7 separate regions of the Mus musculus genome follow, and all the other regions are linked to region 1. A link is a loop called in an ENCODE intact Hi-C map of the cell type or tissue named here. Cell type or tissue: heart. All regions are shown on one strand.

What was found. Hi-C counts contacts between places; a loop is a spot of excess contacts. Peaks named below come from ENCODE experiments on the same cell type or tissue, not always from the same donor. Only the 100,000 strongest peaks of a DNase experiment are listed, where the experiment ranks them.
Region 2: a loop joins it to region 1, with 2.5 times the contacts of the local background. A loop is called at or near these places in 11 of 42 quality-filtered maps.
Region 3: it touches region 1 in a loop (5-fold over the local background); 15 of 42 quality-filtered maps call a loop at or near these places.
Region 4: a loop joins it to region 1, with 8 times the contacts of the local background. A loop is called at or near these places in 16 of 42 quality-filtered maps.
Region 5: it touches region 1 in a loop (3-fold over the local background); 12 of 42 quality-filtered maps call a loop at or near these places.
Region 6: a loop joins it to region 1, with 2.5 times the contacts of the local background. A loop is called at or near these places in 11 of 42 quality-filtered maps.
Region 7: a loop joins it to region 1, with 6 times the contacts of the local background. A loop is called at or near these places in 11 of 42 quality-filtered maps.

The regions. Positions count from the first base shown.
Region 1 is chr2:3,116,613-3,120,612 of GRCm38, reverse strand. Fam171a1 (family with sequence similarity 171, member A1) reads right to left here and starts at 2,231. Exons shown (of 8, transcript NM_001081161.2): 1 at 1,961-2,231. The coding sequence starts at 2,057. In heart, a CTCF peak has its summit at 2,353 (motif pointing left); DNase peaks (open chromatin) are centred at 852, 1,462 and 2,302; H3K4me3 peaks cover 2,152 bases; H3K27ac peaks cover 1,302 bases.
Region 2 is chr2:3,412,006-3,416,005 of GRCm38, reverse strand. Meig1 (meiosis expressed gene 1) reads left to right here. Exons shown (of 3, transcript NM_001355207.1): 2 at 3,995-4,000. Among named protein-coding and RNA genes, the nearest start is that of Meig1, 5.1 kb to the left of the region's middle. In heart, a CTCF peak has its summit at 1,548 (motif pointing right); no DNase peak of the experiment used is centred here; H3K27me3 peaks cover 379 bases.
Region 3 is chr2:3,171,274-3,175,273 of GRCm38, reverse strand. All of the region lies in intron 1 of Fam171a1 (family with sequence similarity 171, member A1), which reads right to left. Among named protein-coding and RNA genes, the nearest start is that of Fam171a1, 55 kb to the right of the region's middle. In heart, a CTCF peak has its summit at 1,943; a DNase peak (open chromatin) is centred at 3,293; H3K27ac peaks cover 2,004 bases.
Region 4 is chr2:3,226,931-3,230,930 of GRCm38, reverse strand. It overlaps Fam171a1 (family with sequence similarity 171, member A1), which reads right to left. Exons shown (of 8, transcript NM_001081161.2): 8 at 3,125-4,000. Among named protein-coding and RNA genes, the nearest start is that of Nmt2, 55 kb to the left of the region's middle. In heart, CTCF peaks have their summits at 1,667 (motif pointing right) and 2,315; a DNase peak (open chromatin) is centred at 1,670.
Region 5 is chr2:3,325,967-3,329,966 of GRCm38, reverse strand. It overlaps Nmt2 (N-myristoyltransferase 2), which reads right to left. Exons shown (of 14, transcript NM_008708.2): 14 at 1,090-3,896. The coding sequence ends at 3,876. It overlaps Rpp38 (ribonuclease P/MRP 38 subunit), which reads left to right. Exons shown (of 2, transcript NM_001013376.2): 2 at 94-1,018. The coding sequence starts at 104. The coding sequence ends at 946. Among named protein-coding and RNA genes, the nearest start is that of Rpp38, 4.7 kb to the left of the region's middle. In heart, a CTCF peak has its summit at 2,421 (motif pointing right); no DNase peak of the experiment used is centred here.
Region 6 is chr2:3,281,875-3,285,874 of GRCm38, reverse strand. Nmt2 (N-myristoyltransferase 2) reads right to left here and starts at 1,663. Exons shown (of 14, transcript NM_008708.2): 1 at 1,469-1,663. The coding sequence starts at 1,578. In heart, a CTCF peak has its summit at 1,622 (motif pointing left); a DNase peak (open chromatin) is centred at 1,844; H3K4me3 peaks cover 3,054 bases; H3K27ac peaks cover 2,946 bases.
Region 7 is chr2:3,331,493-3,335,492 of GRCm38, reverse strand. It overlaps Rpp38 (ribonuclease P/MRP 38 subunit), which reads left to right and starts at 2,865. Exons shown (of 2, transcript NM_001013376.2): 1 at 2,865-2,966. It also overlaps a transcript of Acbd7 not described here. In heart, a CTCF peak has its summit at 1,862 (motif pointing right); a DNase peak (open chromatin) is centred at 2,772; H3K4me3 peaks cover 1,955 bases; H3K27ac peaks cover 1,365 bases.

The DNA.
Region 1 (4,000 bases):
TCAAAAATCCAGGTGCCAGGTGGTGTTTCAGAGACTTCCCATATATGTGTTGCGATTGACACCTTAAAAATCCACCCTTATTGGAAAGAGCAAATCAAGAAAGAAACCCAAGGGGAACACTATTCCAAGATATTCTGTCTTCTACTACAACTCGAGGATATACCTAGCTAGGGCACAAATAGTCTCATAGGTTGGTCATTACTCTCTCATTTCCTGGGAAATTCCCTGTCAGGGGGTTTAACAGTAAGACCTTAATAAAACATAGTCTTAGACCTGAAGACAGTAGTTTTTTTTCTTCCATGATTTTTTTCAATTGAAACCATGTATTTTCGTATTTTCATATTTTATACATGAACGAATTCATTATTTCCATGTATTGCTATTTCAAGTGCAAAAACAAAACAAAACAAAACAAAAACCCCAACCTGCCCTTTGAAAATAATGTCCTCGTTGAGGCACAAGTATTCATTTAAAAAGCTGATTCAAAAAGCAGTAGGGTATAAATGAAAGAGGCTATCATTCAATACTGATGACCTAATGTCATAAGTATCCCCCTCCTACTGTGACTTATGGGTCTTCTGGTACCCTGTTAATACCTCCCTTCCATAGTATACATTACCAAATTCACACCCAATTCCTAATGGTCATATTTTACTGTCAACTATGGGTGCAGCAGTGTATTTAAAAGATGCCAACCAGCGATTCAGCAAGCATTGAGCACAAAAACCTCCAATAGCATTAACTGAACTCAGACTGTCAACAGACACCAAGAAGATATTGGGTGGAAGTCAAGGCTCCCCTGGTCCCAAGTTTCAAAGGGTGGGAAGAAGGATGAGGCTGGGCCCTGTGATAGGATACTGGGATGGGGCACTCCTTCATGTGTGTAGGGCTAACTTAGCAGGGCACACCTTTCTGTCAAGAATCTTGCCAAGGGTCTGAGTGCCTGCAGGAGCTCACATAAGACCAGTGAAGGCCCCTCCCTAACCAAGTTTACCCTGGGCAGGAGATGCCCTGGCTGAATTAACACATGCTCATCGGTTGGCTTTAGTCGCTCCTCAGAAAAAGGCAACAGAGAAGCACTAGACTTTGTCTTGACAAAATCATGTCAAGAAAGCTCCAGGATTGTTCTCAAATAGATTCAGATAAAAAAAAAAAAAAAAAAAAAAAAGCGTGTGGCCATTCTTGGTGGCCATTCTTGTACAGATGGGAAGCAGATTTATAAGAGGCCAAAGATTAAACAAAAGGCAGGAGCTGGCGACAGACAGACATGGAAATGGTTTTAAGTGATTAGGGTTTCCTAGTTCCAGTTTTCTCTCTTCTCAAGATGATCCCTGTGGCTGCTCAACAAATCCCTAAAGGTCTGAGAATCACGTAGAATAAGGGGGTCGGGAGAGAAGATACCAAAACTTTCCTAAACTGCGGCGGCAGACCTGGGGTCGCCAGGGCGCAAGGGGCACCCTGGGGCGGCGGCCGCCCCCTCCCCGCCACAACAAAAGGGCCGGGCACAGCCCTTGCGCTGGAACTCCAGGACCAGAGCTCCAGGGATCCCAAAGAGGGAAGGGGGGGGGGGGGAGTGGGGGAGAACCAGCCACCCAGGTCTATCCCTCCCGCGGCGGGGGAGTTGGGGGGGGGGGGGCAATGGAGCCGTGTGTCCGAATCATGCATAAAAGAAAGCACCTTGGATATAAGCCGAAGAGTCACCAGCGGCTGCCTCCTGGGTGGCAGAGCAGCTGGTGCCACCCAGATCCCCGGGGAGCATATGCGCCGCGGGCCCAGCGTGTTCCCCGGGCGGAGCCGCCCCCCCGGGTATCGCGACGTGGGGGACTGCAGGACCGCGATGCAGGTCGTGCTGCTTGGGCCTCCGCCACAATGCGGCCGGGGTCCAGCCGCCACCGCGGCCGCGCCAGGCCCGGGCGCGACACAAAAGCGTCCCCCTCCAGCCCCGCCACCGCCCACCGACCTTGGGCTCCCGCGCCGGGCTCCTGCAGCGTCTTGGTGACTGCCTTCCAAACGTGGCAGCCGAGCAGGCAGAGCAGCAGCGCAGCGGACTTGCTCATCTCCGCGCCACGGGCGCCGCGGGCCTCTCGGGCTCGCCACGCTCGGTCACGGGCGGCCGGGCGCCGCGCCTCCCTCCATGGCGCTGTGGCTCCGCGCGCCCGGCCAGCCGCCCGATTGGCCGGGGCCCCGCAGCCGGCCGCTCCCTCCTCCGAGCCCCGCGCCCGGCTTCCCCAGACCGCCGCGGCCGCTCCGCCGGCGCCTTAACCCCTTCCTGCCCCGCCCCACGCCCGCGGGAGCGCACGGGCCCTGGGTCCGTGGTGCCACCTGGCGGCCGCCGCTCTGCGGGAGTCCCAGGCGCCTCCAAACCCCTGGCTATTCCTGCAGAGAGGAGGCCTTCGACGTCACGCTGGGTTACCTAAGGGTCCGCAGGAAGCATTTGAGTCTAGGGTGTGACCTCTCATCCTGAAGCTGTCCAAGCCACTATCCTCTGACTTCCCCCAGGGTAGATTTGACAGCCAGACTTATAGGTCAAGTGTAACAATACCTAAGGCTGGCTGCAGGAGGCCCAACACCACCTCCTTGTATAGCATTGGAAGGGAAGGGTAAGGAGGTTTTCAGTGATAAGAGGCCCTGGGTGATTTCTCCCCATCCCCACCTCTATTTATTAAAGAAAAAAAATCCAATGGCATGTTAAAACACAACAGCAAAGACTATGCAGGAGCATTGCAATGGGGACGGTTAACAATGGAATTTTATAGCAGGGGAGATAGATTTTGCTCAACTTGGGACTCAGCAGAGACAAACAACCATTTATAACGAAGGAGCTGTGAGTGTGTGTGCGTGCGCGCGTGTCCTATGTTGAAAATTACCAAGATGAAGCACTGGGGATAGGGCTCTAGCTAAAGTTACCTAGGAAGATTCTTACTGAAGGCAGGTCAGGAGTGAAGCACGGCCACTCTGGCCAGATATCTAACGTGTTTAGATATCCAGGATGGACAAGCAGGCTTGCTATTTTACAAGAAGTGGACAGGTAGACCCAGGAGATGGGAAGCCTAGTATCTGAGAGAAACTTTGTCACAACCTACATGGTTTGGCATAGTGTTATATGCTTGTGATTCCAGTACTCAAGAGGCTCTCACATCCAAGGTTAGGCTGAGACACAGTGAGACCCTGTCTAAGCACAACAAAGAAAGAGACATTCTATTTTCATAGGAGAACATGGAAGCTAGAGAAAGCTAAGGAACCTGATCCCAAGCACACAGCTGGGCTGTGGTTGGGGTGGCTAGTTTGATTAGCCAACTTGAATCTAGAATCACCTGGAAAGGAAGGATCAAGGGTTGGGGTGGAGTGAGGGGAGAGTAGACTAGGTTGACCCATGGCAGAGGGTATCAACTTGTGGGTCATGCATGACCCCTTTGAGGATTGAACAAACCTTTCACAGGGAACACTCAAGACCATTGGAGATTCTACATTATGATTCATAATTAGCAAAATGACAATTATGAAGTAGCAATGAAAATATTGTTATGGTTAGGGGTCACCACAACCTGAGGAACTGTATTAAGGGGTCACAACATTAGAAAGGTTGAGAACCACTGGCTTATGACCATGCCTGTAGGAGACTATTTTAATTGTGTTAGTTGAGGTAGCAAGATCTGCCCACTGTGGGTGGCACCATTCCCTAGTGTCTGAACTGTGAAAGAGCAGAGAAAGTGAGCTGAGCTCTAGCATGCGTGCCATCCACTGCTCTCTGTCCCTGATTTATGGGTGTGATATGATTGAAAACCTTCGATTTCCTGCCATTGTGGTGACCCTGCTATCATGAACTATAACCTGGAACTGTGAACTCCTTTCCCCATAATTTACATGTGACAAATGTCACTGCAGCCAGAAAACAAACAGAACAAACAAAATCAACAGTAGAACATTTTAATAAAAGTCAGTTCTGTTTCAAAGTTAAAGCTCTTTGCCCAGATCTCTAGACTGCCGTTGGTCAAAGAAT
Region 2 (4,000 bases), 300 kb before region 1:
TTTTTCATACATGTAATAAAGAGAGTAGTGATTCAAGGCAGGTCATTTGAGTTCAGAAAAATCATGATCAGAAAATTGTGTAAAGAAACATGAGTAAGCACAAAAGTTTATGTAAATAAACAGAGTAGCCCTTTCCCAGAACTCTTTCAGGACAGAGCAATGTAAACACAATAGCCTGGCCCTGCTATTAATTATATCTAGCACGAAAGCAATGCAGAAGGCCATGTTCAGATTCAGGGAGATTAAGGACAGCAACTCAGCTGTATGTTTTCACCAGACTGGGTTCTATAGCTAGGTACCAACCTCCAGTAAGTTGTCTTATAAATTGAATGCAGATATTTAACACAAGAGGCATGAAATCAGGTCCAAGGACAATTCAGGAAACCCAATGCACTTGAAGTAAAAGGCCCTCTGTCTTTCTTCCTGGGGCTTCTCACACAGTTCCCCCAAGGCATGGCTCACCTTGTGACATTCTTTTGAGTGTGTTCTGACATTCCCCACCCCCTTTTTTATTTTTAACGCATTATAGAATGTTTATATTACACACACACACAAGCACACACATACACACACTTCACACACACATATGTTTATATTTTAAAAGTCAGAGTGGTAGATAAAGTTGATTGCTTTCTGGCCTTTATACTTGTTTGGAGCCATGGACATCTTAAGTGCAGCATGAGAAGACATAAGTAAGTACAACAGTCATAACTCGATGCATTTGCCAATTATATTGTGAGGACGTGAGACAGGCAGGTTAGTACAGAGCAGGATAGTGGCTTCTGCGGATGTTTGATGTGAAATTTCTTAGCTTCAGGACTGGTGAAAGTAGTAGTCAGCTAAATACTACAATCTGATAGGTTTTCCTCCAAGCCATAAATGTGTGCACCCGAGGAGGGCCCCAGGTGACTGGCTGTGCAGGTCTCCAGCACAGGAGCTTCAGGGAGCTTCGGCTCACAAGGCTCACGTCATTGTTGGTTTTCATTATTTTTAATAACTAGAAAGAATAGAATTTGAGTCATAGCATGGTCACCGCAGGTACTAAATTTGCCTTTTCTGTTATGGTGAGATTCACATTAAAGTTTCAAATGTCTGATCGTGTCTTTAAGATGGGTGGGTACTCCTACTGAGAAAAACAGTAATTTCCTGTAACTTCAACTAAAGGTAACGTCTTTCCCACCCGTATATAACATGTGGCATTTTTATATGCATAGTTAATGTAATTGCTTAACATCAAAGGGATTTGGCGACCCCGGCATGACCCTCAGGAGAGTATTTTTGAATGATACAAATAAGTCAAAATATTTGTTATCCATCAAACAGCTGAGCCTAGAGTAGGCATGATGGGGGAAGGAATACTGAGCCCCGAGCCACTGCCCTGAGGATGAAACCACTTTATCTATAGAAGCACAGAAGCCACTCAGCCACTAACTCCATAGAAAGACACGACGAAGTCTGAGTATTTTAGAAGGCTTTATTATTTAAAATTATTTCCAATGAAGTATTCATGTGTGTCTATGAGTTCATGTACAACTGAGTGCAGTGCCCAAGGGGCCAGTAGAGGGCAGTGGTGATCTTGTCTCCTGGAGCTGGACATAAAGGTGGTTGTGAGCGCTTGCTAGGTGCAGGGAAAGGAACTCCATTTTCTGCAAGGACAATTAAAAACTTGAGCCCTGAGCCATCTCTCTAGCCACTTGACTGATTTTGTTTTGTTTTGTTTTTGTTTGAGACAAAGGATCTTACTATGTAGCTCTGGCTGTCCTGGATGGAACTCCCTATGTAGAACAGCTGGCCTTGAACTTACAAAGATTTGTCTCTGTCCACCAAGTGCTGGGATGAAATGTGCACACCACTACACCCATTTTGAATGTATTTTTAATATAGTGACTCCACACTTTTCCTTGTTATTCTTCATATCATATTTTCTATTTTTATATATAATTCATCTCCCCTATATAAGGGGGGTAACCAACCTCTACAAGTGTATGTCTAACTCACTTGTTAGTCATAGCTAGTGCGTAGTGTACTGGTGATGTGAGGGGCTTCACAGTGAAATGAAGGAAATTACAAAACAAGAAACTGGTTTGTTGTTTTGTCACGCTTTCCAAAATCCTTACAATCCTGTAACAATAAAATGAATAAAATACAACATGAGCTGGAATCTAACAGAACTGAGAGGCAAAAGTTTAAAACCCACATGTTAACAAAAATTTCATTTTCTCTAGTCTAACCAAAGTGTGCGTCAATTTGCACACTGGAAAAAAAATGCCAAAAGCAATTCTAGTGATTTGTCTGACATGTCACTGATTTCATCAGAACTGAAATTACACAACTCATTTAATTTAATTTAATTTAAATCTGGAGCTAAATTAGAAAAGGTTAGACTATGATTTGCAAATAGAATGGAAACAGCCTTCTATTTGGGATGTGATGGTGTAAGTAATGTAACAAGTCGAGAGGGAAGAGAAGGAGCTTGGGCAAATTGTTTGTCCTTCCTAGGCCCATCGTTAATACTTGTGTGTGACTGATCTCAGAGCTAAGCGGAGGGCTTGGCCTCCTGACCGTCTCTCTCTCTTTCATTAACTGTGAGAAGAAACTTGGAGGCTACATTTTTCACACTGAGGAAATTCAAGGAAATTCGGCAAGTCTGTATTTTTTCCTTTTCCTATTTTTCCCTCCACAAAAGTAAATTTAATGCATTTGTAAAGGCATTTATGAAGGCATTTGTTGTGAATCTGCTCATACACTCCTGATTTAGCCTATGTTTGGGATAATGTTCACCCAGTGGCAGGGAGGGATATTTCCAATTGATGCAAGAATGATTTTATCTTTTCTATCATTGCATTTTAAATAAATTAACCTAATGAGAATTTGTTACAGTCAGTGAAGAATACATAAATTCCCTCTGGAACTTCTTTATGAAGTGACAAACTCCTTTATGCTTCAAACAAAAGATATAGGTTTAATAAAATGGATTCAAGGAATCATGGGGGAAATTCTGGGTACTTTATGTGGAATATTTTTTGTAACAAAATAAGTATTATGAGAAAAACAAATACAAGACAATATCTTTGAAAAGCTAGCTGTGGTGTTGGGCATGTAGCTCAATGGTAGAATATTTGCCTAACCCTCAAAAAGGTCTCAAGTTCAATGCCAGTAACCAGGGTGAAAAGGAAGCAATAGAAGTTTGGTAAGAGAATAATTAATGTGAACTGGACTCGAAGAGCTGAATGTCCTTGACCTACAGTAACCACCTGAGTCATTAAATCACTGATCTAACACAACAGCCAAGCAACTAGTGTGGGACGTGTGCAGTTGTCTTCAAACGTTGCTCTGCTAGAGGACGGTGTGACACCGTGACCCAAGAAAATAAGTTATGATGTCTTCAGAAACCTAAAAATAGACCTTATAAGAAAGTGAACTGAAAGAGAAGAGTGTCTATTCTTTTGATTTCTAAGCAGCCCAGGACAGCCTTACCCCAGATTCTTCTGCCCTGACCTCCCAAAGCCATCACCATACCTTGATGAGAATCATTATTTTCACATTTGGTTTGGTTTTTTGTTTGTTTGTTTGTTGTTTGTTTTTGTTTTTTTAAGGAGGGGGAAGAGAGTGAGAATATAAATCAATGGAATAGTGGTGGAATATTTTGACAATATATTAAGCAGATAGAAATGACAGTATATTTTCTTAAATGTACACTACCTACTGCCTAGCCTCAGAACGGGAATGTTAGAACATTACTAAATAACTCCAAATGCAATTTTATTTGATGATGAAATTAGCTATTCTCTGTACCTCCCAGGGTTTAGAAGTAGTTTAATGTGTATCAGTTTGTTTCCCAAAAAATAACAGTATTGGAAATGAATGTTAAAAATGTAAAGTGTTCACTCTGAGGATCTCTCTCTCTCACTCTCTCATCATTTTTGTTCATTCCAAAGGTCTTGAAAACTGTAATCATCATGTTGCCTATTAATATTGTTCTAACTTCTTTCAGAAATAA
Region 3 (4,000 bases), 55 kb before region 1:
CATACACAGTCAATCCCCCAGTCTTGTCTTTCTGCAGGCGGTGTAGCACACATGTATAACACAGAGAGTTTCTTACTTAAGTTGGTCTTCCTTGCCACCCAAGTAATATGCTAAACTATAACACAAATCAACTCAGTTTTCAGTAATATTCACATTATAAAAAAACCCCTGGAAGTGGGCGAGTGGGAAGGGTGTCGCCAGGCAACCTTTGATGATTCATGCAATTTTATGGTAATGTAACATTTACTAACAATTGGGATTAAAGCTTCTGATCTCTCTGCACTGTATGATAAGATGTGGTTTGTGAGCAAACAGAGCAAGAGGACATTCCCTCTCGCCAGCCTCTTAGACTCCACCATGTCCATGCCTTCTAATACGGGCCACTTTGTTTATGTTCTGTGATACATTTTGGAAGACATCACTTAGCACTGACTTAGCATGACATGTTAAGATTCATAACAGTAGCAAATTACAGTTATGAAGTAGCAATAAAGTAATTTCATGGTTGGGGTCACCCCACCATGAGAAACTGTTTTCAAGGTGGAGAAGCACTACCCTACACGCTGATGGGGATACAGGTTTTGTAGAGTAATACGCTGCATTAGACTATCCAGTCAGCAAAAGTCATCCTACTGTTGACATCTGGAAGGGGCATTTGACTGTGTGAGGCTCTGTTTATCAACACGACTCCCTCTTTAACTCTGAAAGGAAGAGTCTACAATTGGCCCTGGGTAAGGAGCATTATTAAACGTTGTCTTCCAGCCATGACATGACTGTCACAGACACGAAAACGCAGCAGCCATGGTTATCGGCACAAGAAATAAAATAAAGCAAGCAAACAGAAGACATCAGAGTGGGAGGAGTCTTCTGGGCAAGCAGCAGTCAGTAAGAGTGGGAGAGGGGCAAGAAAGAGGGAACCAGGGGTGGATATCATCACGGTAGGCTGTCTTTAAGTATGCAATTGTTAAAAGATGAATAATACATGAATAAAAATAGAATTGCTCTCAAGAAGCCGTATCCTGCTTCTTTGCTGTTCAGTGGGAGCTCAGAGTACCCTTTGAAGCAGGGACATCTGATTTCTAATCTGAACTTGGGACACCGTTCTGTTTGTTCCTTATTGTTTGTATCTATTGCTGGGTTCTGTTGAGTTTGATTCCAAAACACACATCTCCCAGATAGCCTCCACTGTGTATCCTGTCAACGCTGCCCTACTTCAACCCCTCACCATCCATCATGCAGACCGCAAGCTGCATAGCCTAGTAACAAAACTGGCCTTCAGCCCTGGGTCTTGAAATTCCAGAAATCAGAGGGCCCAGGAAGCCAGGACAACATTTGTTGAGGTGGGGATGCTGGGAAAGAGACTTCCATCTGTGGTTGGGCCAGAACCACTGTTGGGATGGACATGGCTTCCTGGTTATTGGTTATGGGGTTCAGCTGGAAGTACTTTCCGGGAGAAATGACAAGCAGGGTTGTGAGAGGAAGGCAAGAAATGAGCAGCGTGGGTAAGCTTGCACCTTCCCAGGCTCCCTGGTCACCAAGACAGAGAGGGGATAGCCCAGGCTCTGCTGGGTTCATATAGACAGAAAGGGGATAGCCCAGGCTCTGCTGGGTTCATACAGACAGAGAGGGCATAGCCCAGGCTCTGCTGGGTTCATACAGACAGAGAGGGCATAGCCCAGGCTCTGCTGGGTTCATACAGATAGAGGGGACAGCCCAGACTCTGCTGGGTTGACATACTGACACACTGTACTTGATCTGGAGGATAGATGCAGGTTCTTCCATTGGCCAAAAGACTACAGGGGAGTTGTCCAGTTTGGAACTGTGGAGGGACATTCTTGCCATATGGCTAGGAACCTGCTCTGGTGTTGAGCCTGCCTTCTCAGATGTTCTGTGATACACAAAAGTTTTATGTGGGTCTCTCTTCTATTCTCATGAAGACTGCTAGAGGGAGTAGTGCTGTTTGCTCTCCCGGATGCTGGACCATCCAGGACCGACCGACTGAACAGTGACCAGGAGAATCTCTCTCAACGACATCCCTTGGCCTTCCCCCACCCCAGGCCTTCCTCCTACCCCAGGCCTTCCCCCACCCCAGGCCTTCCTCCTACCCCAGGCCTTCCCCCACCCCAGGCCTTCCTCCTACCCCAGGCCTTCCCCCTACCCCAGGCCTTCCCCCTACCCCAAGCCTTCCCTTATGATCTCTACTCTGTCTACTCAGACTGAGGGAACCCAAGAGGTAGTTGCTCAGGCCTCTTCCTGCCTCATACACTCATACAGTGAATTATTTCTAGTCAGGAATTTAGCCAGCCAGCACCTCTAACTCAGTCTCAGGTTTTGCCAGTCCCAGAGTCTGGAAGTGGGAGGCAGTGTATGTTGAGGAATTTTCCCTGCCTTCATTCACAGCGCCTCTGCTCTTGGCAGACATGAACAGTTTGGCTCTGTGGGCACGGACTAGTCCATTTTAAGCAGTACAGGGAGCATCTGCCTTGTGGGCAGGAAACTAAACATTATCTTTCAGAAGTCCAGCATTATCTTTTGGACATTTCCTCTCTCACTGTCACAGATTTAGAACTAAGTGCAACAAGGCTGTTTCAAATTGTTGGCAAGGGAGGAGGCGGCTCCAAGCAGTAAGTTAAAAGCTGACATAATTGCAGGGACAAGAGGACGGAATTATGGTATGTAATCCCCACACAGGCAGGGATTCCCGAAACTGGGATTTGATAAAATTGCCTGAAGACACAAAAAAAGGCAGAAAACATGCTTGCTTTCTTCCCAGCCCCCTTCAGCTTCAAATAATGTCTGTTTTATTTTTACATAAATGATGGAATACATTTATTTTATAATATATCATCCAAGCATCAAATTAAGCATTTTCTATCACTCCTTTAAAACCATTCACTGGTGCAGAACCGTCCAGAACACTGAAGGTTTTCACTGGACCAAAGCTGGGAGAAATTTTCGCTTGCCTTTTTAACCCCCCACCCTTCTGCACTCTCAACACTGAGTCTAACAAGCTCTAGGAAGTTGTGGGACCTGACTTGGAGAGGTGGTGACTTGTGTGGAGCTGGTGGCTGCCTGTTAGAGCTTTGGCTTCCCTTCCGAATTTCTCCAAACTGGCTTTCTTTTGGGGTTGGGTTTTAACTTTTCCTTTCCTAAAATATTTTTGAGCTGAATTTCCACAGTAGTCCATCCTAGCAGGAAATCTGACATCTCTCTGGCTTGGTTCTCAGAGCCTTGTAGAAAGAAAGCCACTTCTCCCTTGCAGGCCTGCTCTCTGATGTCATGTTGTCTGGCGCTCTGGGAAGTGCCCCGCAGCAGGCAGAGCAGCTGAGCAGGAAGTCACCACTCTGAGCACCCAACACTATGATATGCTATATTTAACCCCAATCTAGCAGATTCACCATGGGCTTCACAGCTCTTAACTGAAATGGTAAAAGATCATTTAGTCACTTAAAACATTGTCTAAAACGAGAGTTTTACCAGACCCTTGCTCTTCTTTTATCTAAGATATGTGTGCTTCTGTTACTTGGGTCTCAGCACAGCAGTGTGTGGTTTGAATCTCTGTCACTAGATAGCCAGGAAAAGCAGGCTGGAGAAGGCCTTCTAAGTGCAGGACAGCTTTCTACCAGGCTGTCTTATCTCTTTCACAAACACAAAAGGCTTACTTGACTTAATGATCTGATAAAATTAAGATGTACTTTGTCACTTGTATTCCCATAATTTATTTATCTTTCATATGGGGTACATGCATCTTCTATTATTTACTTTTATTTCTTAAATAGATCATTTAAAGTTTTCAAATCTGAGAGAATGAAGTCCAGTAAAAATTACACATATATTTTATAGACCTATTATATACTTTATACTAGATTATGTGTTAGAGTATTAATTAATTAGTATAATTAGTGTACACCTGTAACAATAACTATATGAGATCAAGACAAGTTTGAGCTACATAAAAATTCCTTGCCTCAAAAAGAGATTATTGTGTCATATATAAACC
Region 4 (4,000 bases), 110 kb before region 1:
AGTAAATAACTGAAAATAACCCCAAAAGCATGAGGGCGCATATTGGGGGAGGGGCACCTTTGTTAATTTTTTTATTGCTTTCTGTCCCTACCATTGAGTTAAGAGACACTTAGAATTTCTTGGACTTCGCAGGTTAGCTGTCAGGCACTGCTACTATAAGAGTTAGTGTTGTAAGTCTACAGTTCAAACATATTAAAATAAACATCATTCATATTTAAAACTCATTCCCAATTTTTTCCTATGGTCAATTCTTACTGTCCACAGAAGTTATATCCTGTGGGATGATTCTAGGGTCCCATGTGTGTCAGGCAAGCACAACTAGCTGAGCTACACCCCTGGCCCTGACTTGTTAGCTTTGCTGTCAGTGTAGTCCAGACCCGAGCAAAGCCTCTTTAGCACATGTGTTGCTTCTGCAAGGCACAGCACAGCCCTCTCATGCTTAAGAACTCTACACAAGACTTTAGCATTATGCTTGGATGCCATTTGTAACATCAAGATGGCTGTCAACAAGGCAATAACTTGTTACTCATTGGCAAAGGTGCCTTCACAATTCAGAATTGAATACTCCTCATGCCTATAAGTGATCTAAAGGAGATAGTGCAGCTGGGTGTGGTCCCAGTTATGTGTTAACCCAGCATGTGTGAGGATGAAGTAGGAAGACCGGGACCCATGTGGCAGAAGACGACAATCTTCTGACCCCTGTAAGTTGTCCTTTGATCTTCATGGGCATACTGTGGCATGCACACCCCACCCAATAAACAAATATATGTAAAGCAAAATTTAAAACTTCAGAGTAGGGAAATTTGCAAATCTTTGACCCTTGAACAATGTAGATTAGCTATTCTGCTATTACCTATGCCCCACTGTGGGTTTTGTGGGCAAATAATGCAAAACTGGGACAGCAAGCGTCTATTCCAAACTTGTGGGTCCTGGAGTATCGCACTAATTGCTTAAAATTGTCCACAGTGGAAGTTTTCTACCGCAGGAGCAAAGACTACCAGCAGAGCTTGATCTGTTCACTAAGGAGAGCAGAGGAGAGCATGCTGACTTTTTTCTGGAGTGATCTTACAGCGGCATTATGTCTGGGTTCATTATGGATGGTCGGCACTGAAGAGTTGAGGGTATATTCGTCCAGAGTGCTAAAACTGGTTCAGCAGACATGGCACTCCATGGCGGTGGCTAAGAGATGTGCTGACATTCATCATCTTAATCATTAATTCAAGGAGTGACAATTGTCCATGCCAGACTACCCATGACAATCACGATCAAAGGCAGAGTCAACTGTCCAAGAGCTTCCCATAAAGTATTCTGTATATTATTATCAGGAGCATCTATAACTTAAATTCTTTCCTAGAGAGCTCTCTCTATTAGCAGCACAACTTCTCTCAGCTGAGCAACTTTTATTTATTTTGCCACCAAGCCCCCATTTAGTTACTTAGGTGTAAAACAAAAAAGAATGCTATGCAATCTTCCCCCAAACTGCAAACCAACCTCATTATTGCTCCAGTACTTTTGTTTCCAGGCAGGAACAACATGGACCTTGTCAGCCTTCTTCCATTTCCCACCTTACCTGGAAGACAGGACCAGAGCTGTTTCCCACCTTCCCACAGTCCACCCTGAGTGTCTGGGTTGGCCCTGCTCTTCTCCAGGGCGCTGAGAACTGACCACTAGGTGGCAGGAGCTGGGTGCCTTTCATTGCTTGGGTTGTCTGATATTCATGGGAAGCATTGAGGCATATTTCTCTCTCATGGCCCTCACTGGGCTAGAGGGAAGGTAAATGCATTGTTGAAAGACTGCAGCTGTGGTGGTTTGTTTAGAGGATTCTAGTGTCGCCATTAGTGCTTTCTGAGGAAAAAAAAATAATGTCTGGACCTCACTGTGGACAACTCTAATGGGAAATGAAGGTCTCTTTGGCAGAAGCAATTCCCTTTTGGCAAACCCAGGTGTGCTGTGACAACTGCTACCAGATCAGTACTTGCCACCACTGGATTACACTGTGTAAGATATTCCTGTCCTATCTCTAGAACCAGAGAGAATAGTTAGCATGTTGCATGTTTCTACAGGTTACATGGAAGGCTCTTCGGGATGCTGACACAGTTCCATTGGCAGGAAGCACAGACACGGCTGTGAAGGCCTGGGAACCGGCTGCAGCAGGGAGACCTCCCAGTGTTCTCCTTTCACCCCCATGACTAATGCCAGGCCTTGGGTGTTCCTGAAGAGGCAACTTTTTGCTTCTGTGGGATTGACAAAGGAGCCCCCATTGGAGTTATAGGAAAGTCAGCAAGGACTCACCTGCCACCTATGGGTGACACTGTTTCCTACACAAGCCCTGCCAGCCTTGCTGGTTAAAGCATTGTCTCCCATCCACTTAGCTGTCCAACGGTCAGGACTGTCTCAACTATTTTCTCCTTTTAAAGTAAAATATTAAAAAGAATCCTCATCTAAAAATTCAGAAAATAAAAACCAGTTCCATTAGTTTTATACTTGTGGAATCTGCAAGTGAAGGTTTGGTATGTAATCAAACACAGCTGCTGTAATTTTTCCCTGCCAGTCTTTCTCACATTCTGACATCATGTCTATTAACTTCCTTTGAGATGGGGCTGCCCTTGAACTTCTGTATCTGAGGCTGCCCCCACCTCTCCCATGCTGTGTGCTGGTATTATAGGTGGGCACTAACCCACTTGCTTTTATGTGGTACTGAGGACTTCACATGTGCCAGGCAAACACTTTACCAACTGAGCCACATCCTGGGCCCTCCATTAATAAATCTGATAAACAAGGTTATATATCTGGGATAGTTCTGTCTATTTAACAAACTCTTCTTGAAACTGTTGCAAGACAAACTGATTTCCAGCATAAGAAACAAAAACCAAACCAAAAAACCCCCAGTGGTTTCTCATAAAATTCAGCTATCTCTCCTTACCTAAAACATCACGAGGATGTTACCATTCATTCTTGAGTGAGACTAAAGACAAAGGTGGGTTTTTTAATCCTACTATTAATTCCTGGTATTTATGCATCCATAACCCCCCAACATTGAAGTCTCCCTTCAATGCCAAAGTCAAAGAACAGCAACGTCTTATTGACAATTTCCCAACAAAGAATGAATCAGAATAAACACATATTTTTTTCCTTCTTCCAAGTTTATTTTGAGTTTTCATTTTTGGACAACCAAGCAGCTCTTAAAGGAGAATGCGCAGAAGAGTCATTCTGGCACTTTTGGACAGTACATGAGTGTTTTTAACAGTCACATTCAATCCCCCTGCTCAGCCCATACTCTCACGTTCGGTGAGCAAGAAGGGCACACGGGATTCTAGAGTTAATACATAACCCTATATACAAACAGCCAGTGGAACCATAATGGTGGCTAGTGACCAAAGGGAGGGAGTAGGAATGGGCATCTCTAGTGTCCTCCTCTAGTCTATCTCAGCTAAACAGACCCACGTTACACATGATAACTAGAGCGTATACTGCGTTGAAATGAGGATGCTCAGTACGAATGGCACTTGGCAGCATGCAGTTCCAAGAACAAGGTATCGTTTAGTAACTTTATATAAAATCCAGGCAGTTCAATTGAAAGGGTTACGAAAAGACATGAAACCGAGGGACTGTCTGTTGTCACTGTAAAAAAGGCACTTGGAGATAATGGGACCAGAATTGAAGAACTGACTCTTAGCTGATAAAAACTTCAGTACAGTTTTATTAAAAGGCTTAGAGATGTTAAGAGCTGACACCCGGGTTCTGAGTTCCTGAAGGGCGACACCGAAACCAACCACAGAGAAGTAGAACTGAAGGAAGCAAAACGTTTACAACTGAAACTGAATCATACTTTAAAGAAAGAGAAAAAACCCAACACCCTATGTGTGTGTGTGGAGAGAGAAAGAGAGAGAGAGAGAGAGAGAGAGAGAAAGAGAGAGAGAGAGAGGGAGAGAGAGAGGCCTAATTAAAGCAAAGCATAAGCAAGGTAACAAAGAAGCAGCAATGCATAGCTTTCCTTTGA
Region 5 (4,000 bases), 210 kb before region 1:
AAAACAAAACAACAGAGACTGGAGACTATAACCAAAATGTTCTCAAGACATGCATTGCTGACAGGAGTTTCATCATTTTGTTTCTTTCCAAAGGGTTTTCAAGATGGCTGCAGCCCCTCAGGCACCAAAGAGGGGATCTATTCGGAAGACTAGACCTCTGGTTGTAAAAACATCACTAAACAACCCTTATGTTATTTCCTGGAGCACCTTGGAGAGAGAAGACATACACTTTATATTACAGACTCTCGAAGCCAAGTTTAAATTGATTGGACTTCAGAAAATTGAAGATAAGAAGAAAAGGAAAAAAACAGCTCTTATGAAAAAGCAAAGTTGCCGGCCAGATATTGAGATTAGCGAGGATCCAAAAGAGCCTGATGGGGATGTGCTGGTGTCAGGGTGGACACCTGTACACGTCAGGAAACAGCTGGTCATTGGTGTTAATGAAGTCACCAGAGCTCTGGAGAGGAATGAACTGCTCCTGGTTCTAGTGTGTAAGTCAGTCAAGCCTGCCATCATCACCTCACACCTGATTCAGCTGAGTCTAAGCAGAACTGTTCCTGCCTGTCAGGTACCTCAGCTCAGCGAGAGAATTGCTCCTGTCATTGGCTTAAAATGTGTGCTAGCCTTGGGTTTCAGAAAGAACACCAGGGACTTTGCTGATGAAGTAGAAGCCATCATTCCCAGGGTGCCCAGCTTAAACGTGCCATGGCTTCCAGACAGAACCCAAGGTCCCACAGACAGTTTAGAGACTGAACCCTCGGAAAGCCAGGACAACGAGATTTTGGACACGTCATTTGATGACCTTACAAAACTTAGTAAGAGGAAGCTTGCTGAAGGTGGACAAGCTTCAGCTGCAACATTACAACCCCTTAAAATAAAAAAGCTCATTCCCAACCCTAGTAAGATAAGAAAACCACCCAAAAGTAAAAAGTCCATTTCCAAGTAGTTTTGTATGACTTGTCACTATGTCTAATGTCTAAATGAGCACTGAAAGAAATAAAATCAAAACTTACATATATTCTTAGGATCCTGCATGGAGGTGCTTTTCTCTTTGGGTGGGGCAGATGAAGTACAGAAAACACTCAAAACAATGATTAACAAAACCAAAGTTTATTAAGACTAATGTCCATGCGCATATAAATTCACTGCTTTAAAGGCTGGTACAATGCTTGCTTGCAAGAACATCAGTTTCCTACAGCACTTAACATTTCTCTACCGAACTTGGAAAATGGGCCACAGACATGGTCTAGCAAGGTGGGTGAAGCAACTGAAGAAAGTCCTCAGTTGCAACGGAGAGAGAGAGAGACACTAAATGTTAAGCAGTACACTGCCTTCAGAGCGGCATGTCATTTTTACTTTGTGGTAATTTGGCTTTCTTTGTAGGTAAGCATCAAGGCAGGCTTGGGAGAAAGGCTTAATTGATACAGAACAAAAGCCTGATAAGGTTGTTTCATAAGAATTCTCTCCCTGCGCATCATCAGTTTCCTTGTAATATATAACATCTATCAAGAGTACATTAGGGGCAGAGCTCTATGGCAGAATATGTGCTTACCAGCACATACTATCCCTGGCTTGATCCCCAGCACCAAAAACAAACAAAAATCAAAGCTAACAACTCTAAAAACAAAACCTAAGCCAGAACTTATTACAGCAGTACTTAGCTGACATGTGGCACGAGGACAGACAAGACAGTGATGGGTCTTTCTGGCTGGGAGTGGAGCTGTCAGGACTTTACTAATCCACTCTGTCTGGAAGTCATTGTGGAATTTAGGAGGTGAGTGGGATAGCAAAACTTTTTCATCCCAAGTTTTGGATGAACTTATGGACTGTACCACTTTGTTCCACTTGCTGACAAATTTCCTGTTTCTGAAGGGAAGAAACCTTACAGCACAATATGGATACAGAGAGCATAGGGCAGTGTAACTTGAGATTGTTGCTTTTACATTTGGTTTTAACAGTTATTTTATATCCAAGCAGTTGCTCTGGCTACTAATTCTCTAAAATACCAACTGCTCATGTGCTTAACTTATGAAGACATCACCGTTAACTATTAGTGTATTTAAAGTTCTATAACAACTGCAATGTGCAATAAACAAATCTCTAAAGGAATGGTTTTAACAGTTTCCTCATGAGGTAAATAATAAATAAGCCCATGACAAAATTCTAACCTGAAAATTCAATTTGTATAAGACATAAAAATGAGTGCAATAATTGCCAAAGAGCTGTAGATCCAGATTGACTGACTCACTCACCTACTGCTTGACTTTCCACACAGTGCTGTAATGAATAGGTAGTTTCATTTCCTGAAGGTGTTCTGTTAGAAATGTGACAGTTGGACATGTATAATGAGAAATCTGTCCTGTGTCCAGCACTGGTCCCACTTCTGCACCACTTGTGGGGCCCAGGTGCCCCCTCTCGTGGTAATATCAGGAATGGCACAATTTGTGGCCTATTTAGGACCTGTCCACAAGAGGCCAGAGAGCAAACATTTTAACTTTGCAGGCAATACATACAGTCCAGTCTGTCACAACTACTTGATTTCCCTTTGTAGCATGAGACAACCATAGTTAGGACATAATGAAGATATGTCTGTATTCTGATAAAATGTTTGGATTTCCTAAGATTTGCATGCTACAAAACGTCAATTCTTTGGACTATTTCCCCCAACGATTTAAAAAAAAAAAAAAAAAAAAAAAAAAGACCATTCTCAGTTTGTGAGCTGTATAGAACAGCCAACAGGTGAGACAGCCTACAGTCACATTTGGTGACTCCTTTCTAGTAGGGAAGGAAATGCCATGTTGTCTGGACTGGAGCGGAGGCACTGTAGTAAAGGCAGGAAGTATCTACTTTGTGGCATCTGACTTAAAGGCCCAGTCTATACAATGGCCTTGTTTAGTATTTTATTTTCCCTTGGATTAGTGGCAGCATATACACATATATGTACACTGTGAAACTTGGTTTTCAAATTCTAGGTAAAAACAACATCAGTAACAAAATTATGAATACTTATTATTTACAAGTAAGACATTTTCCATTAGCATGACAATTTTCATGATAAATTAAAGTCAGCATAAAGGAACATGTGCAATTTTGCATAATAAAAACATTCAGACCATCTGTGTGCTGACTCCACTCCTCTGGGCATTTAATCTGACCTTAGAGCTGTGACTTCCTTTCCCTCACACATCCTTCACATTGCTGAGGAATGAGATTGCACAGCAGCCGCAAGGTCTCATCAGTCAGCTGTGTACTCTCTAGTGAGCACACTGAACAACTGCCCCAAACTCTGCCTTTGAAACAATCCACTAGCCTGCTGAAGAGCAGAAGACAAACCTGTAATGTACTGATTTGGCTACTATGCTTATGGGACAGACCTGTGTATTTGCTTATGGAATAATAAATGTGCTAAGTCACTGGTACATTTTCATATTGCTCCTTAAGTATCTACCACATGTCAATTCTATAAACATTCCAGTGGCATCATGTAAGGTGATACACATATGGATCCTTGTTCTGTTTTACAAGTATATCACCATTTAATAAACAGAAAAGCAGCAGTGACTCTCCTAACAGCAAAGGTTTTCTTAACATGATGCTGCCATTTCTGTTTGGATCACAGAGACAGTCCCACTTTTCTCTTTGCAGTGAGAGCTCTATGGACACCTTTAATCCCTCCCACATTAGTCAACAGCGGAGACTGGCTCCCAACACCCTAACTAGAAATGTATACAGTTGGCCATCTATTCTGATTGTTAACAACTACTTCAATTTCACTCAACTTGTGCTTTTATTCTTCTTTGGAATGACATTTCCAGGCATCACTAAATAGAATATTAACAAATGAGAATGTTGCCTTCTAGAAATAACATCTTCATCTACTGTAGAACAAGTCCAACCTAAAGAAAGAAAAATGGGACAGTAAGACCAAACTGAGGAGAAAATCGAATTATAACACTGGGCAGTCTATCGACTGGGGTTTTAAAAAGTCTCTCTGAGGTCT
Region 6 (4,000 bases), 170 kb before region 1:
ATCTATCCACTGGCGTGCATATGGACCCACTTCTGGCAAGACGGCTAGTGTTTCAAAAATACACTCATATTTAGCTATCACAGGCAAATTTCTATTACTCATAAACAGAACTCAGGCTAAGATTTCTGAAGAATTGCCTCTCTGGGCTTAAAAAAAATCTAGACTTGAATGATAACATTCAGTACTTGCAGCTGCCACTGAACTGTTCGCTGAAAACCTTAAAAAGCAACATGCCAAAGGGAGATATATGTAGTCAGCTTTTCTTTTTTGACATTTGTCATTTAATATCTGATAACGTATTCAAGATCAATACAGCCTCCTTTCTTAAAGCTTAAAGTAAACGTTGAAATAAAATACAAATACTTTAAAGACTCTCCATGAACTGAATAAATAAGCCATCTGTGACTCAGGCTTCCCTATCGTGTTTTTAGGCTGACCCACTTCTCCAGTCACCATGGTTCGCAGAATCTCACTTCTAAGGGGCAGCAGTAACAGTCTGTGCCAGCGCATAGTTTGAATCCAACAGGGTAAAAGGCTGAGGCAAACAGCACCTACAAAGGGACACCGGTCTTTATTTAAAATGATCCTCCAAACCCCGCCTCTAAAACAGAACTTCAATACCAGCCTTAACCAGAAGCAGTCTTTTCTCGAAGAAAAAAAAATCAAGTCTGTAGGGGAGAAAAGAGGGCAGCATAGATTGAGAAACCGATCAAATGTTAAAGTACTTGGTGCATTTGGCTTTGGAGATCAGACACCAGTTTTGCAGGAGGGGCAAGGTCGGGGCCGCGGGAACTCCGTTCACCCGTCAGCTCTGCTCTAGAAAGCTCTGAGGGCACGCTCAGAGGCCGCAAAGCTGAACGCCCTCAGGCGTCGGCTGAGACCTGTCTCCCTCCCCCTCTCCCGGTCTCGGCGCCCCTTTCCCGGCCTGGGAGGCAGAACTTTGCGCAGTTCGTCGCCAGCAGCCGAGACCGCCAGAGGCGCATCCCTATCCCACCCCCACCGCCGGCTCTGCGGGTTTCCTCTCTACAGGGGGTTAGTGGCGGCTGGGGGGGGGGGGCGCGAAAGAACTAGAAGGATGCCAAGGCACAAGTGGAACGACTTGCATCTCCCTCGCCTCGCCGGTCCAAGACGCCGCCACCGCAAAGGGAAGGGCCTTGCGTCCTTGCTAAGTTCCCACCCGAACCACTCGCCGTGGTAGGGTGAGGCCAAGCCAGCGGGGGCGCGCGGCAGGTGACTGTCGCGTCGCGGGTTCCCGGGCCCGAGTCGCAGTCTCCCCGCCCACCTCAGCCCTCGCCCACCACTGCGTGCTCCCCGAGAGCTGGGAGACCTGCACCTCACAATGGTCTCGGGATGAGGACACCGCCAAACGGAGCCTCCGGTCTAGGGGCTCCCGCACGCCACGAGCGGGCGCGGGAGCCCTGAGGTGCGCGCGGTCCCCGCCCTGTCGCGCCCGCGCGCCACCTCCTACCCTTTGGCGTGTTCGGTCTCCTCCTCATTGTCTCCGTCTATTCCGCACGTGTCCTGGTCGTCCAGCTCTAGGCTCTGCTGGCTGGCCGCAGACTCGCTGTCCTCCGCCATCGCGGCGGCTCCGAACGGCTGGGGAGGCGGCGCTCCGAGCAGCAAGCAAGGCGCGACAGGGCGGGCGCGGCCGCAGCTCCCTCTAGTGCCGCCCACCCTCGGGCACCGAGTCTCGAGTCTGCGGCCCCGCCCACCCCCCGGTCACGCCCATCACAGCCGGCCCGGCCCCGCCCACTCCCTTGAGGCTCCCGCCTGTCTATGCAGTCCCGCCCGCCTCAGTCAGGGCGGGCCCCGCCCACATTGCGTGCCTACACCCGCCCACTTCATCAGTTCTCCCACTTAGGCAGTCGAGGCCCCGCCTACCTCGCCTTCCCACTTCCGCCTATTTTAGCGGGTGAAGACCGGCTCCTCTCGTGGTCCCGTTTCCGCCTGGGCTAGCGAGGCTCCGCCCACCTCGCCTTCCGCTTCGGCTCCACTCCGCCAGCACTGCCCCGCCCACCTCGCTCGCCCGCTCGGGCCTCCTCAGCGGGCACGGCCCCGCCCACCTCAGCCAGCAGAAGGGCGAAAGCACGAGGCCGGCCCTTCCTCAGTCTAAAGCTGTGAGGTGGGGCGGTGGGGGAATGGTGGAGCCGGAGCGGGAGCCGGAGGCCGAGGCTTTTGGGCTTGGGGCGTGGCCTGAATGAGGATGCGTTTGTGGCTCCAAGGCTAGACCTGGTCACTGCAGGCTGGATTGCAGGGCTGCGCGGCAGCCTTTGCGACCACTGCCTACAGATTCTATATGTCTGTGTGCCTCAGCGCTCTCGACTTCTGCAGGGATTTTTTTTTTCACTCAGGCCTGCGATTCCCTAAAGCTCTCCCTGCCTCCTCTTCCACATGTTCTTCAAAATTTTCCATTTCACATTTTAGTATCTAATGCTTATCGAGCCAAAGCTCCGCCCTCCCCACCTCCCCGCTGCAAGCAGCCTCAGAGTCCTCAACAGAAAATGACTGGAGTTGGTTTTTGTTTGGTTGACTGGGGTTTTTGTTTGTTTGGTTGGTTTTTTTCTTTTGCTTGCATGTTTTTGTCTAGATGGGTTCGGCTGAGAACAGAATGAACATTTTGTGAAACATGAAGACACCCAGATTAGGGGGATTGGGTCGTTTTAGGCAAGTCTGTCGGCTCTCTCCTAAGTGAAGGTCATGACCTAGACCACCAAGGAAACCTGTATGGGCAGTGTTGAAATCGTCCTCCATCAGGAAACAGGAGAGGAAGAAAGCCAAGCATGGTGGCCCATGCCTGTTATCCCAGCAGTCCTGGATGTAAAAAGTCCCGGAGGTCAAAATGAGGAGTTCTTTGAGGCCAGCATCCACTGCATACAGAGTTCAAGGACATCTTGAGCAACAACAGACTCCTCTCAGGGAAAATAAAGGACTGGGGGATAGAGGAAAGAGAATCTCCTGGGTGTACCAGATAAGGCAAAGGTGAAATCCATATTGCTGTTAAATACTTCCCACAGCAGGCACTCGGTTGCATTCCAGAGACAGGGATTTTTCAAAGATCCTGCCAGACCACCAGAAGACTGTGAGGCGGTTTTACAAAGGCAGTTGCTGAGAAAGTTACCCAAACTCTGTAACGAGGGGAAAACTCCCTAAAAGCCACCTGAAAATTTTAGTGTAAAGCAAATCTCCCCCCAAACACGCACACAAGTGCACACACACACACACACACATGACTATGTGGTTAACATGCAATGAGCTCGAATGACCTAGAGACAAAACTTGCAGAGCAATTTCAAAGCCCAACATTTGTCTGACCTTCTTGGAGGAAGTGTAAGTGGGACCCAAAGATGGAGAAAATGCACTTCTGTGCTTAACAATTGCAACTATTTCTCAGACAAGGTCAAATGTGGCCTCTAGGTTCAGACTTTAGGATAAAGGCAGGCAGAGATGACTAAGGTTCCTGACCCTCATCTTCATAAACTGAATATAGCTGAATAATTAACCTGTCAACAGAGACCTAACCAGGAGGTATGAAGTCAGTCATTTTAACCTGTCAGAGGGCTTGGTGGCAAGACAATAGAGACTGGGGAAATCAATATCAAGATTAACATATAAAGGAAGCCAATAGGCAAAGAAAACATGGAAGCCTTCCCTCCCACCCCCTACCCTCAGTCCACATAGCACAGAATAGAAAAACACATTATAAGCACATTGTATTCAAATGTGTGAGAGACTGGTGCTTTCTGAATGTCCTGTGAAGGTTCCTGTGTCTTATGGCATAGTCTTTTGAGGCCCTTCCCTCAGCCCACTAACCCACTCTGTTTCTCAGGAGTGCCATTTCTTTCTTAGTAAAGTAACTATTTCTAACCGTGTGTTCCCCAGTGCAGTTTCTTATCCTGAGACACAAGAGTCAGGTGCTCTCTGAGCTCAGAGCAACCCATGTCTATAACATGTTCAAGCATTTTTCAAACTCCCAAGGCAAAGGAAATACAGCACACATTTA
Region 7 (4,000 bases), 210 kb before region 1:
TTAAATGTTGGACTGATTGTAGACATGCAGGAAAGGCCATAATGAAGTGGATATTTTGGACAATTACTATACACTAATTAAAAAACTAAAAATAATCGTTATTAACAGTATGTTTGTAGACTCCACAAAACCACAATAGCATACAATGCTGGGCAAAGCTCAGAATTCCATGCAAGCAAGAAGAATCTAGTGTTCAATTCTTGAACATTTTGTTGACAGACTGTATTGTCAGCTCTAATGCTACGATTTCTGACTCAGACTCTTAAGCTAATGTTATATTGTTGTATCCTTTAAATCCAGCAGTTCAAGAATTAAGACAAAAAGAATACTTTCATAAACCTTCTAAGTTATTAAAATATTTTGAGATATTTATAAAATTAACTATGATCATAAATGGTACATTTATAAACTGTTTATTCACAAACATAACTTATTTACAATGTAAAATAAAAGCTATCATTGAAAAGTAAATTGACCATTTAGTGTATATATAGACTACCAAATGCATAGTAATTTAGGGAACTATGGGAAGCATATATTTGTTAAAAAAAAAAACCTGAACATAAACTGATTAAACATAATCATAAACATAAATTGATGTAAATAAAAATAAAATAAATAAATAAATAATAAAATAAAAATAATAAAATAAAAATAATAAAATAAAAATTAAAAACTGAATTGATGTAAAATAAGAGCTATAATTGAAAAGTAAATTGACCATTTGGTTTGGTGTGTGTGTGTATATATATATATATATATATATATATATATACATACATATACACATATACTACTTAGGAAACTACAGGAAGCATATGTTTGCAGAAAAAAATATGAACATAAACTAAAGTTGTGCTACACAAATGGAAAGAAATTACCTTTGAGATATATTCTTTTGGGTAAAATCCTTGTGGAAAGATTGCTAAATTCTCAAATAGAAAACAAGGCCCAAAATAGTAGCGGCTATATATAATTTGTATTAACTTAATTCTGCCACAGCTGTCACTGGGTCATAGTGGTTCCATTTGTCAGACATGTACCATGTGGCAGGCACTGTGGTAAGCATCTTACACAGAATATTCTTCTAATCCTCAGAATAGGCACTATTTTTATCATTTCATAGTTGGCTAATTAACTTGCCTGAGGTGTAGGGACACTAGTTAGTGGGAAGGCTAGGGTGTCAACATAGCAGCCTGGCGGCAGAGGCTTGTAATGTAAGAGCTGGAACTTTGGTGGGACAACACTCATAGCCATTACCTTTTTACTTCTTTATCTTGCCCCTCTTTCTGCCTTTTTTTATTTTTATTTATTTATTTATTTATTTATTTATTTATTTTTCTGTTATGGTGTGTGCAAGTTCTGGCCCCGAAGGCCCAGTCTGCAGCCTCCTGTCTCAGTCTTCCACGAGCCAGGATTTTATGTGAACCTTTAGTATTTCAATTCTACCATCGCGATTTGTCTTTAGCGCTACATGACTGCGGGTAATAGTAAAGGACGTCTTATATGGCACAGTCAAAACTCGACCGAACTTAATCTAGTTCATCTACTTGTGATAGAAACCACAGCACGCTTTTCCTGTAAAAACTTCAACAATCTTTGACCACAAGCAACAGTGTTTGTTCTGTTTAAATGTTCAATAGGTGGTGAATAATGGAAACGTAGAAGCTAGATCCTATATGTTAGTCTAAAATGAGCAATGAAAACACCGAGAAAAAAGAGGAAGATAAAGAGAAGGACCTGAATCCTCCCAAATTCATAAGAACAGAAAGTAATTCCTGTCAAGTAATTTTTATTTATTTATTTATTTATTTATTTATTTATTTATTTAATGTATGTGAGTACATTGTTGCTGTCTTCAGACACACCAGAAGAGGGCATTGGATCCCATTACAGATGGTTGTGAGCTGGGACTTGAACTCAGGACCTCTGAAAGAGCAGTCAGTGCTCTTACCCGCTGAGCCATCTCTCCTGCCTTTTTTTTTTGTTTGTTTTGTTTTGTTTTTTGTTTTTTTGAGACAGGGTTTCTCTGTATAGTCCTGGATGTCCTGGAACTCACTTTGTAGACCAGGCTGGCCTCGAACTCAGAAATCCGCCTGCCTCCCGAGTACTGGGATTAAAGGCGTGCGTAATTTTTAATCTTTAGTACATTATTCCACTGCTTACCAGTTGTAACTTTCCAGTGATTTTGTTTCATAACCTTTCTTATTTTTTGTCTCCGTTTGTCAGAAGGCACAACAGCTATTGCCGGAGTACTCTGGAGTACTGCTGTGGAACTAAATGCAGCCCCTATTTTCCTTTCAGTGTGCCCAAGATTCTACACATAATCTCTAAGTACATGCAACCCTATAACCCCTATTTATTTGATTTTCGTGGCAGAACACGAGCTCCGCCTACCTGCCTCTGCATTACGTCACTCCCAGTCAGGGGCGTCAGGCGTGGTGTGTGGACTAAACCTGGCACAGCACTGCGCAGGCGTGTATTCTGTCTCGCGAGAGTCTGTGGTTGCTGTAGTAACCAGCCTCTCCCAGGGACGCGTGCAGGGGAATGGGTGGCTATAAGGGCTGGAGTTTTGTATCCCCAGAACAAAAAGAGACAGCAAGGCAGAAGCAACTGGGCTAAAAATGGAGAGCCAAAAGGAGAGACGAACCTCTCACAGAACCGAGCTGTTCCGCATCGTCATTTTGGACGACCAGTCAGAAGGGAGAGGCTGGTTACTACAGCAACCACAGACTCTCGCGAGACAGAATACACGCCTGCGCAGTGCTGTGCCAGGTTTAGTCCACACACCACGCCTGACGTCCCTGACTGGGAGTGACGTAATGCAGAGGCAGGTAGGCGGAGCTCGTGTTCTGCGCACGCTCAGTGCAGGCGCACGTGGAGCGGGCGCAGTGGTTCCTGGTAGTGACCGAGTTGCTGTAGTGAAGCGATCCGTCACGTGGTCTCCGCGGGGCGCTTCTGCTCAGGTGGGCGCGTGCGTGCCTGTGGCTCGAGTCCCGGCCCGTGGGCACCCGGGTCACCGCGGGGTGGGGGTCATCCAGAGCCCGCTCTCCCTGAGGTTCTTTCCGGCTGGTCTCAGCCGATCCCTGCCTTCGGGGGTTTCCTTCCGTCGTGTTGTGTGATGCGGGTACCCCTTCGTCCTCCCGAGACCGCGGGAGCTTCTCTGCTGCTGACAGCCTTTCTAGGGTCTCTTCCCAAATCAAGGTCTCTGTGACGCGATTCTAATCGCGCCGCCCTTCTTGAAAGGCTCTAGAGTCACCATCTTGTCCTTACCCAGTATCTTCAACTCCAGCATCTCTGTTCGGGCGATACTGAACTTTAATGTTCTTCTGTAATCCCTCACTGCCCGCTTCCTTCTTGGGCTATCTAAAGAATTCCTTCAAAGGAGGAATATTTTAGATTGCGGTTGGTTAATGGTCGTTTTCTCCAGAGACTTCAACTAAGGCCTGTTCCTCAAGATAACCTCACTACTCTGGCTTTAGAGTGAGCCGTTTTTATTACTCGCAGAAGCTTTTTGCTTTGCCCAATGCCTAATGGCCTGCAACAGCAAGGATAATTCATAATAATTTGATAGAAAAAAATGTATGTAAGTGCTCTACCAGGCACAGTGTACGTTGAATAAGGACATGAGAAACCAGAGGCCTCATTAAATAGCCAGAATCTGTAATATGGGTGATGAGTGAAAGGAGAAATGCTTGAGAAATGGGAGTAAACATTTTGAGTTTGTAATTGGTCCTGTAGGCAGTAGCAGCTTGCAGACATAGTTGGCAAGGTACTTGATCAAGCTCTGTGAACCTGTTAATATTCAGCATTTTAAAAATTAGTATTGCATGGCGGTCATCTTATGTAGGCTTGGTTCTTTTTTTCATCTCCCCTTCCAGGTTTTTGTGAATCAGAGACATACATCCCAATCTTGCAATCCCTTGGTTGCAGAGCATCTGTGAGTGTCCCCCATGCTAGGCAGGGACAGTAGCTGACTTGCAGTTTGGCAAGCGTTGTG